Regions from separate parts of the Mus musculus genome. Here region 1 is linked to region 2. A link is a loop called in an ENCODE intact Hi-C map of the cell type or tissue named here. Cell type or tissue: gastrocnemius. All regions are shown on one strand.

Region 1 (5,000 bases), 50 kb after region 2:
ATTCTGCTGGGAGGGCTGGGACCCCAGCTGGGCTCTGGGCTCTGGGCCCTGGGAAAGTCCTGCTCCCTACAGGCCAGCCTTGGGGCATCACTTCTGGCAACATTGTGACAGGTAGGACATCACCCCAAGAGGGCTGATGCTGGGGATAGGTGCAGTGGGCTGTGTGTGGGAGGGGAGGGACAGGCTTTATTTTCTAATACGAGGTCAGGTAGAGCATGGGGTGGGACCCAGCTTGCCATTCCTAGGAAACAGTAATGAATATGGCATGTAGCTTTGGGACAGCCAGGAAGCCACCATGGCTTTGGAGATGTTCTGAGTATCACATGGTGAAGAGCACACACTGGTAACACACCTCTGGTCTGCTCACACCTATAGGGGCTTTCCAGTGGAGGCATTTACATCTGGGGCTGAGGTCTGGAAGACTCAGCCTTCCTTCTGGATGCCCTGCAGTTTTCTCCTTTCCTGGTATCCAGCTTGCTGTGACAGGATGAAATCAGGTCCTCGAGGAAATGAGCACACTGGGGAACAGAGCCCAAGACCATTCAACCCTTAGCTCCTGGGGGCCTTGATCTGCACACCCCAGCTACAGCCTGAGATGGAGACAGGGCAGAAGAGTGGCCAGGTTCTCCCAACAAAGGCGTGGTATAGTTAAGCCAAGCAAGAGAGACGTCCCCTCCTTTCATCTGGCCACAGCGAAATCCACCTATCTTAAGGCCAGAAAAACAGAGGCTGTGGTGTCAGGACAGTGTAGTTCTGAGGCTGCTGCCACAGAGCTCTGGGACACAGTGCATCTACATCTATCATGGCTTTGTTCACCCATGAAGTCCTTTGGGGTCCTCACTGGCTGAGCCCAGTGAGAAGAGAGGCCGAGGATGGTGGTGTTGGTACTGCCAGGGAGACAGAAGAGAGTAGAGGAGAGTACACAGAAGTTTCTGACTTCAGGAGAACTCTGGCCTTGGATTTCTTGGGCCTTTGGGGATGTCACATGTCCTAATTAGGTAGCAACTGGCAGTTTAACTGTCCTGGCAGGGTGATGGCTATTCTCGAGAGAGACATTCGAGCTGCTCCATCAGACTATTAAAACAAAATCCATACAAAATAACAAGTTTTCTTGGGAATCTCATACTTAGTAAAGCAAAAGGCTAGGACCCCAGTGCCAGCCAGAGGAGGAGCTTGTCTCCCAGGAAGAGATTTCAGTTTGAACTCAGAACACCTTCCAGGAGACTGGAGCCCAGAGGACGATGGCCCACCTTGATGGAGGCTGCTTAGTTATGTGCGTTTCTAGCTCTCCGCTTAAACCTGCATCTCATGCCAGCACCTCAGGCTGGACTTTCAGGGGCCACTAAACTTCTTGATCTCTCCATCCCTCCCAGTGTGGTCACCCGGAGTGAATCTTCTTTTATGCCTTACATTATTAAGTGTCTCGATAAACAGCCAATTGGTGAGCAATGGCAGAGCCTGGCTTGTTAGGGCTGCGAGGACCCAGCCTTGTGCTCCAGAGCATAGCAATGGTGTGAGCAGCTGTCAACTCTATTCTAGGGCACCTATGCCACAGGCTGCGTGGGCTCTTAGCATTTTGGAGGAAGAGGTTGAGACTAAGGGGATTTTCAGTGCACCCCCAGCACCATGCAGTTACAGTTACACTCTCAGCGTCCATGTCTGGCCTCAGCAATGGCTGTTGAGTAAGTCAAAAGAGCCCCCAGCTTCTGCTGTCACTCCTAAGTCAGGTGAGTTCTGGGTAGCATATCTGTGCACCCGGGCAGTTATTAATCCTAGGAGAAAGGCCTCCCCTTTAGCAGTGGAAAAGGGACCTTGAACTTTGGGAGATGGTCTAGAGAGTGTGGGAGGGGGGTGCCAGCCACCTGGGCATCATGCCAAGCCCATTCTGTTTTGCAGCCCCAGCTGAGAGCTGCTCCCCTGCTCATGATGCTTAACACTGGCTTCGGATGACATGGGAATGCTATAAGCCTTAGACTATATGAGGCTCTGCAGGAGGCATCCTTTCTGTGACCCGAGCCAGTCTCTACAGCTGGCCTGTGGGCAAGTGGTGCTTCCGATATACTGTGATGACAGAGGAGGGCCTGAGGTTCAGGGAGGTGGTGACGTTACAAAAGGGCCCTGGGCAGTGCATGGTGGGGCAGTCTGAGGCAAGCAAGACTTTTGTGTCATTTTGCTTCACAGTATCTCCTTAAAGGCCACCAGGCTACTGAGGTCTCTGAGTGGCTGGAGGCCATTGATTTAGTGATGCTGAGCTAGTCTCTCGGACGGAGCCACCTGAACTCCTTCAGACACCAGAAGTCCCTTGGACTCTGCCTTTTGAGATGCCCTTTCCTTTCCTGGTCCAGGCAACAGGCATCCTCATCTGGGATACGTATTTCAACCATCCTTCACTTCTGTTTTCTACCCTGCAACCAAACACGCCCTTTACCTCACCAGATTCCTGATTACCCCTAGAGGAAGGAGGTGGAGAGAGCCAGGGCTTCAGGGCCAACAGCCTTAGTGGTCCCTGCCTACAGGTTTCCCTGGTGCAGGGCTTAACTGACAAGTCTCCCTGAGCAGGATGGATGGTTGCTTCAGGCATCTGGTGCCCTCTTCTGGCTAGTTTGGGTTACTGCGTGGGCTCTAAGGGCCCAAGGGACCTAGTAGCAATTAATGTCTGCTAGTGAAACTTCCACCCATGGAGCCAGGTGTCCAGCCCCTGTGATGATAGCCCCACCTTTGCATCCTGTGGTAGGTGGGAATCCCACTAAGATCTCTGTTTCTCTCAAAGATTCAATGTCCCATCCCTGTTGTCTTCCATCATGGCTGGGTTCAGCTGTTGCTACCTTCTTGATTCTAACTTGGGCTTCATTTTCAAAAGTGTTGCCTTTTTATAAATGAGCAGGTTACAATGTTAGGGGTTAGGGCCACAGGAATCAATATGAAGTGCTATGGCAGGATAGATCCATGGGTCATGGTTCCCTTCAGGGAGTGAAACATTTACCGAGTGTCCTGGTGCTTTATGTCAACTTGACACAAGCTGAAGTCATCTGAGAGAAGGGAACTCCAATTAGGAAAATGGCCCCCAGAAGATCTGGGTGGTAGGCAAGCTTGTGAGGCAATTTCTTAATTAGTGATTGATTGGGGGAGGGCCCAGCCCATTGTTGCTGATTCCATCCCTGGATTCTATAGGAAAGCAGACTGAGCAAGCTCTAAGGAGCAACCCTGTAAGCAGCCCCGACCCCTACGGCCTGCATTAGATCCTGAATCCAGGTTCCAACCCTGTGTGAGTTCCTGCCCTCACTCCTTTTGATAAAGAGCTGTTTTATATGGAACTGTGAGCAAAATCAATCCTTTCCTCCCAAATTGCCTTTGGTCAAGGTGTTTCTGCATAGCAATAGTAACCCCAACCATGACAGGGAGGTTTGTAGAGCTGCCTGTGCTACGAACGGGAAAGAATGGAGGTGCTGTGGCAATATGGCTCCTTGAAGGATCTTTGTGATCTGGGTCTTGACTCAGGTGGCGTTCACATGAATTGTACCTGCAGTAAAAACCACTAAGAACTCAACATGTGTGTGCATGCACACACGCACACAAACACACAGGTACAGAAACACCCCCCCTCCACCCCCCCCACATGCACACACGTAGATGCACACAGATACTCAGAGACTGATGCATAAGATACCCAGTCTCTCTCTCTCTCTCTCTCTCTCTCTCTCACACACACACACACACACACACACACACACACACACGCACACAGATACTCAGACATGGACACATATACCCAGTCTCTCTCTCTCTCTCTCTCTCTCTCTCTCTCTCTCACACACACACACACACACACACACACACACACGCACACAGATACTCAGACACTGACACATATACCTAGTCTCTCTCTCTTACACACACACATACACACACACAACACACACACAGAGCTGTGTATTATGTAAGATTAGAGAACCTAAGCCAAAAGTGCATTGATTTCTGCTATTTACCACATGTGAGTTGACAATTACCTCAAAGTAAAAAAAAAAAAAAAAAATGTTACAATGTAAGAAAGTTAAAATGTAGGGGGGTTCTGAGAGAAATGAGCTTGTGCACAAAATGTCTGTGGAAACCCAGCAAGAGATGGTCTACAAGTAAGTAGGGAAGCACGCTGTCACGCATGCTTATCATGGAGCCTATGTTGCAATAGAAAGAGTAAACTGCGGGCTTGCAGAGCAGCTTTGTGAGCGCCACCTACATTGTCCCATGTGAAGGAGACACAAAGCGCTATAGAGGATGGTTCTGTGAACCTGAGTCTTACAGGCTTACAGCTTAGATACATGGCTGCCTGGGCTCAGGGTCAAGAATGGCTGCCACAGAATTGCAAGCATCTCCTAGGTTGAAGGAAGTGCCTTGCCTCTTGCTGAGGTGGTGGCTATGTGTTTTAACATATTCACTAGACTCACATACAAGAGGGTCGGGATTCACTGAGCTAGACATTTCAAGCAGTGCATCTTGCTGTATGTGAATAATATCTACGTGGGAAGAATAGTTTATCCAAAATCCAAGTGGGAGGTTTTGGCTCAGTGCTGGAACAGGTAACTGATGGTAATTTTATAGGAAACTTTCCCATGTTCCATGGACAACTGCTGGAGATTTATTGCTTCAAGTATTTCTCTGTCCTGTGTAGATAATTTAACTCATCCCAGCTGGGCCCTAACAATCCCATCCGCTGTGGTCTCGTGCGGCTCATCAGCTATTTAAAAACTTCCACAGCCAAGAGACTTCTGGCACTGGAATTATATACATCAGTGTCCTGGGGTGAGCTCCCACCCCCCCCTCTTGTTCATTTCTTACTCACACGAAGTTCCTTCAGGATGGAAGCAAGATGTGTGTGACTTAAGCTCTTTCTTCCCCCCAGGGATGAGTCTGCTGAGGCGGATATGGCGGAACACCACTTAGATCTTTCTTCCAAAGGAACATGCTGGAAAGCTGGAGGCGGGAGTTGGCTGGCAGCCTCTGCT
Region 2 (5,000 bases):
AGACACGGGGAGCAGCCGCCCACAGGAAGGTGAGGCTGTGGCTCTGAACCAGGAACCTCCCATCAGGCAGCGCCAGTGCTGTGCACGATAGCCGCTGCCACTGCAGGAGAGCTGGCGGAGGACACATCTCAGCCTGTGCTTCAGAGGGTCCCCAGCCCAAGCTACTACGTCTTTGTGGCAAATCTGCCGGGGCTGCCTCTTTGTCCATTCATGTTCTGTGTCGGAGATGGCTTATGCTTGAGCCCTGGAGGCTTCCAGGCGTTGGTTTTCTCTGTAATCACTGCTTGCCAAAGCTGATGAGAACTGTCTCAGGGAAGATCCAGTGTCAAATGGCTCCCAGAAGACTGTCAGCCCTACCTTACCTGATACCCAGATACTTGGATGCCCTGAGCCAAGTGTGCCTGCTCCTCCTGGGCTGTCCCTTTCAGCTTCCTTGTGACCAGCACAGAGAGCTAAATGAAGCAGAGAAGCAGCATGGACTGGGAAAAGCCTTTGATCCGTGGGATGGGAGGACAGATGCTTCCTCCTGGGGCAGCATCCATAACTGGACCACTTTCGTTCTGGGAACTGTCAGGGGGAGAGAAGGGGCATCAATGCAAGGAAAAATGCAGAGATGAGCCCAAGAGAAAAACGAGCCCAAGGTGCTAAGTCTCAGTGAGGTGACGCAGGAGAGACAGAGTCTGAAAGGGTGGCTGGGATGGAAGTGTCCCCCTTCCAGCGGTGGATGGACAGAGCCAGGTTTCTACCTAGTGATCTGAGGACTCTAAAACCCCTGTCCCGAGATGAACACCGTGTTGTCTCATGTCCTTCTCTCCAAATATTAAACGTCTTGACAATCCGAACACTTCATGAGGTTATATTTGGACCCATGGCCCGACGGGTCACACCTGTTCAGTTTTTCTGCACACGTTCTAGATGGGTTTGTGGGTGTTAAACATGGTGAGGGTTCATGGGGGTGAGTGTAACGAGGGTGGGCACAGGCATTGGTCTGGGGTGGACTGTGAGTTCTTCTGATGGTGATTGTGTGAGTTCTTATCCTTGTAGAGAAACTCAGGTCCTTGAGCAGGGAAGAAAGCCCCAGAAAACATCTTCCTGTTAAGTTTCTCTCTTGACACTTGCTGGGGCAAGGTGTGGCCATTTAGGGAGCAAAGCTCTCTCTCTCTCTCTCTCTCTCTCTCTCTCTCTCTCTCTCTCTCTGTGTGTGTTTTAATCCTTGCTAATCCTTGCTTCTGGGAGTGTGATTAGCTGTTGAGTCTGAACAATGAGACATTGTTGTTGGGTGTGGTGATGTAGGCCTCGAATCCCGACACTTGTGAAGCTGATGCAGGAGAATGGCGAGCTTATTCTGGGCTGCACAGTGAGAAAACAAACAAACAAACAAACAAGCAAACAACAAAACCAACAGAGTCAAACAAGCCCTAGAGAACATCACAGAGTGGAACATTGTTATCTCACCAAGGAAGATGGCTTCACCGTGCCCACTGTGAAGCTCAAATGGATAAAAGTGAACGTGTCCCCAGGCTGGCCAGGAGCTTGTCTGTGCCTGGGCTGTGACTCCTGCTCCCATTGGCTTTGCTTGGACAGGACCACACCAGTGCTTTCTCCCTTCAAGTTTCACATGGGGCTCAGGCCAGGGATTGGAGGGAACTTTCTGGCCCCGCTGCACTTCTAGAGGGATGCAGCTTCATTCCGTTCTGGGGCCTGGAAACGATTGTGAGTTTCTAGGCACTGATGTAGTCCTGACATGACCTGAAGGAAACCCTGTGACCACTGGACAAATGTGAGCCAGACACTGTTCACGTCAGGATCAGTGAGCAGATGACAAGGGCCGTGTGGGAGGTTTTCACTCCCTCTTCCCTGGTGGGTTTCTTAGTGAGGCCTGTTGATGCTGGGCAACTGCTTTGCTGACAGCTAGGGAAGATACATTGTTGCCACCTGGTGACTCGCTCACATGTGAAACAGGGGAAGTGAATATTCAGCATCCCGGGCTGTCCTCATCATCCCTAAGGGCTGGGAATCATTAGGCAGGTAGGCAAGCCTACCCTAGAGGGGGAAGAGAGGCCGGGTTACATATGGCCACTAGGTGGCGATCTAGTATCACTTAAGACAAATCCTTCTGTTGGGTCCTGGGTACCTAGACACTCCGGTGCATCTCTTCAGGGCAAAATCACTGCTTTGAGGAAGCAGGGATACAGCAGGAAGATTTGTAGGTGACTGCCTGTCTGGTTACCAATCTCTCCTTTCTCTTGACTGATTAGTAATGCTCCCTTTGACACACCTCAGCAGAAAGCCCAAGACTGGATGGATCTGGAACCACCCAGCTTCACCAGGCTTGTGAAAGTCAGTGGTGCCCAGGGATGGAGAGATCTCTTACAGTTGAGAGGCAGGGCCCTGAACTCAAGGTCAAGGTCAACATGTCAAAGTGGGACCCAGGACTCCATCAGAGGACCCAGGACTTTTGGACAGCAGAGTATAATGTCCAGCTAAGGCCCAGGTCCTTTTCTGTGACAGGAAGTGCAAGAGCAGTGTCAGGCTCACCACTAGGTGGGATAATCAGCAAGGATCATTTTAAAGAACAGGCCACTGGGTGCTTCAGAAGGTTGATGTTATGATGTAAGATCAGGGGCTGAGAAAAATACACACACACACACACACACACACACACGTACATATGCACATATGAGCACATGCACACACGTGTGTGCACACACACACATGCACATGCATGCACACACACGTACACATGCACACATGCAGAGAGAGAGGGGGAGAAGAGGGGGAGGGAGAGGGGAGGGGGAGGAGAGGGGGAGAGAGAGGGGAGAGAGGGAGAGAGAGAGAATAGACTTTTCCAGGCTTACACTTTGTGTTATTCTTGGGAGAAAGGTTTGAACTCTTTGAGGCAATGTCTTGGTGTCTGCAGCTTGTCATCAAATGTAGGTTGGCAAGGATGGGAAGTAGGAAGCAGGCAGACAGGATGGCTGATGAGTCCATGTAGGTTGAGATAGTCCTTACAATGTCTTGTGAACTTTTCTGTATGTTTTAAAACCGTTCCCAGACTGTGGAAAAGATGAGTACGCCTCCATTCATCTTTCCAGACGAGGAGCTGGTTCTTTCTGGATAAGAGCTGTGGGAGGATGTCCTCCAAGCATGGCAGCCATTACCACTGCTGTCAGAGCAGCAGCTATTGCCTGCAGGAAACCATCAACAAGAGCCAGCCTGTGTTCCTGCCCGGGAGGAGGGATGGGTAAGGTCATGAGACCTTCATCTGAGATCCCAGCCAATCCCCACTTATGCCTTTCACCGCAGCCACATGTCACCACCCCAGGAAAAAGTGGCGTTGGAAGGTGATGAAGTATACAGGGAGTAGAAAGAACTGGAGGGGAGTTGGCCTGTGACAACAGTCATAGCGGCCTGTGACAACAGTCATAGCGGCCTGTGACAACAGTCATAGCGGCCTGTGACAACAGTCACAGCAGCCTGAGGGTAACCTGAGGGGAACAGCATAGACAGCAGCCAGCCAGATGACCCCCAGCTGAGAATCATCTTGATCTGAGGGTAAGATGGCACCTACTGAGCTGAGAAGAGGCCAGTTCAGGCTTCTGTGCTGGTGGGTGAGGCTGCTGGCAGCCATTGGCACTCCTCTGTGCAGGTGAATTTCAGCTGCCCCGGCTTCCCACGGCGTCTCCCTCAGCTCCTGTCTGACTTTCCCCCCTTTTCTGGGAGCACCAGCTGTGTTATGTGCCAGTCACTTTGTGTTTGACAAAGGGCATAGGACACCCCAAGTGACTTTAAAGGAGGCCTATAGGATCAAAAAGAATGGGGTCAAGTCTCTGGGATTCTCCTCTGAGCAGGAAGTAGGTTAACATACCCATGTGTGTTGGTAGCTGCAGGATTCTGCAAGGGACAAGGAATGGGGTGTGTTCAGGGTGATGAGGGGCACCACATTGTCACTGAACTGGTGGAGCCACGTAATACATTTGCCCAAACAGCAGACACAATGCCGAACATGCACCTATGGATAGCATAGGTCCTGTGCGATGACACTTGGTGGCTTCATAGGCTGTAATGAATGTTCTCTGTTCTGGGTGCTAGGAACAACACTTTGATAGCATCTAATTTTTGCAGCAAACCCCTAAACATCTCTAAATGTTAATCTTAAAAATGCTGCCGGGCGTGGTGGCGCATGCCTTTAATCCCAGCACTTGGGAAGCAGAGGCAGGCGGATTTCTGAGTTCAAGGCCAGCCTGGTCTACAAAGTGAGTTCCAGGACAGCCAGGGCTTTACAGAGAAACCCTGTCTCGAAAAACCAAAAAAACAAAAAAAAAACAAAAAAACAAAAACAAAACAAAACAAAACAAAAAAACAAAAAAACAAAAACAAAAACAAAAAAAAAAAACAAACCAAAAAATGCCAAGAGAAGGACGTGAGCCATGCCAGGGGCGTTGTGTGGCTTTTCTCTGGGACCAAGTATCTTACATAGTGTAGTGTGTGGTTACCCTGGCTTTATGCAGTATGCAAGCTGAGCATGTGTTCAGGGTACCTTGTGTAGGTGGAAGCTTGTGGGAACAAGTGACCAAGAAAAGGGCACCCCATTTCTGGGCAGTGATGTGGTTTTGGGGAACAGGAATTTATAGGAACACTGAATCAACATTCCCTTCCCCCACTGCAGGGTCTTAAGGGACCAGGACAACCTCTGTGGGGCCTGGTAATGAGCGATCTCAGTTGTTCTATTGGGGGCAGGTGGGAGCCTCTTCTTTCCAAAGAGGTTACTGGGTTCTGAGCTTCTTTCATGGTTACCCTCCCCAGAGAGAAAGCACCTTCCGGTTTGTTACCACATAGTTACAAGTGTACAATAAACAAAGCCAGCACTTTTATTAGATCAGAGGGAAAACCGGAAAGGGAGGGTGGAGGAGGCTCTGCGGGGGGACAGGGAGGGTGGGCTTGGGCTCAGCATCACTGTCTTCATGAGCTGTGAGAGAACTTGGCACTTCCATCCAGTG

What was found. Peaks named below come from ENCODE experiments on the same cell type or tissue, not always from the same donor. Only the 100,000 strongest peaks of a DNase experiment are listed, where the experiment ranks them.
Region 1: it touches region 2 in a loop (10-fold over the local background); 25 of 42 quality-filtered maps call a loop at or near these places.

What each region holds. Positions count from the first base shown.
Region 1 is chr1:90,904,136-90,909,135 of GRCm38, reverse strand. Gm35381 (a long non-coding RNA gene) reads left to right here and starts at 18. Exons shown (of 6, transcript XR_387263.3): 1 at 18-111; 2 at 4,898-5,000. In gastrocnemius, a CTCF peak has its summit at 2,602 (motif pointing left); a DNase peak (open chromatin) is centred at 2,595; H3K27ac peaks cover 592 bases.
Region 2 is chr1:90,953,975-90,958,974 of GRCm38, reverse strand. It overlaps Prlh (prolactin releasing hormone), which reads right to left. Exons shown (of 2, transcript NM_001101647.1): 2 at 4,963-5,000. The coding sequence ends at 4,963. It overlaps Rab17 (RAB17, member RAS oncogene family), which reads left to right. Exons shown (of 6, transcript NM_008998.4): 6 at 1-842. The coding sequence ends at 91. Among named protein-coding and RNA genes, the nearest start is that of Prlh, 3.4 kb to the right of the region's middle. In gastrocnemius, a CTCF peak has its summit at 2,077 (motif pointing right); a DNase peak (open chromatin) is centred at 2,088.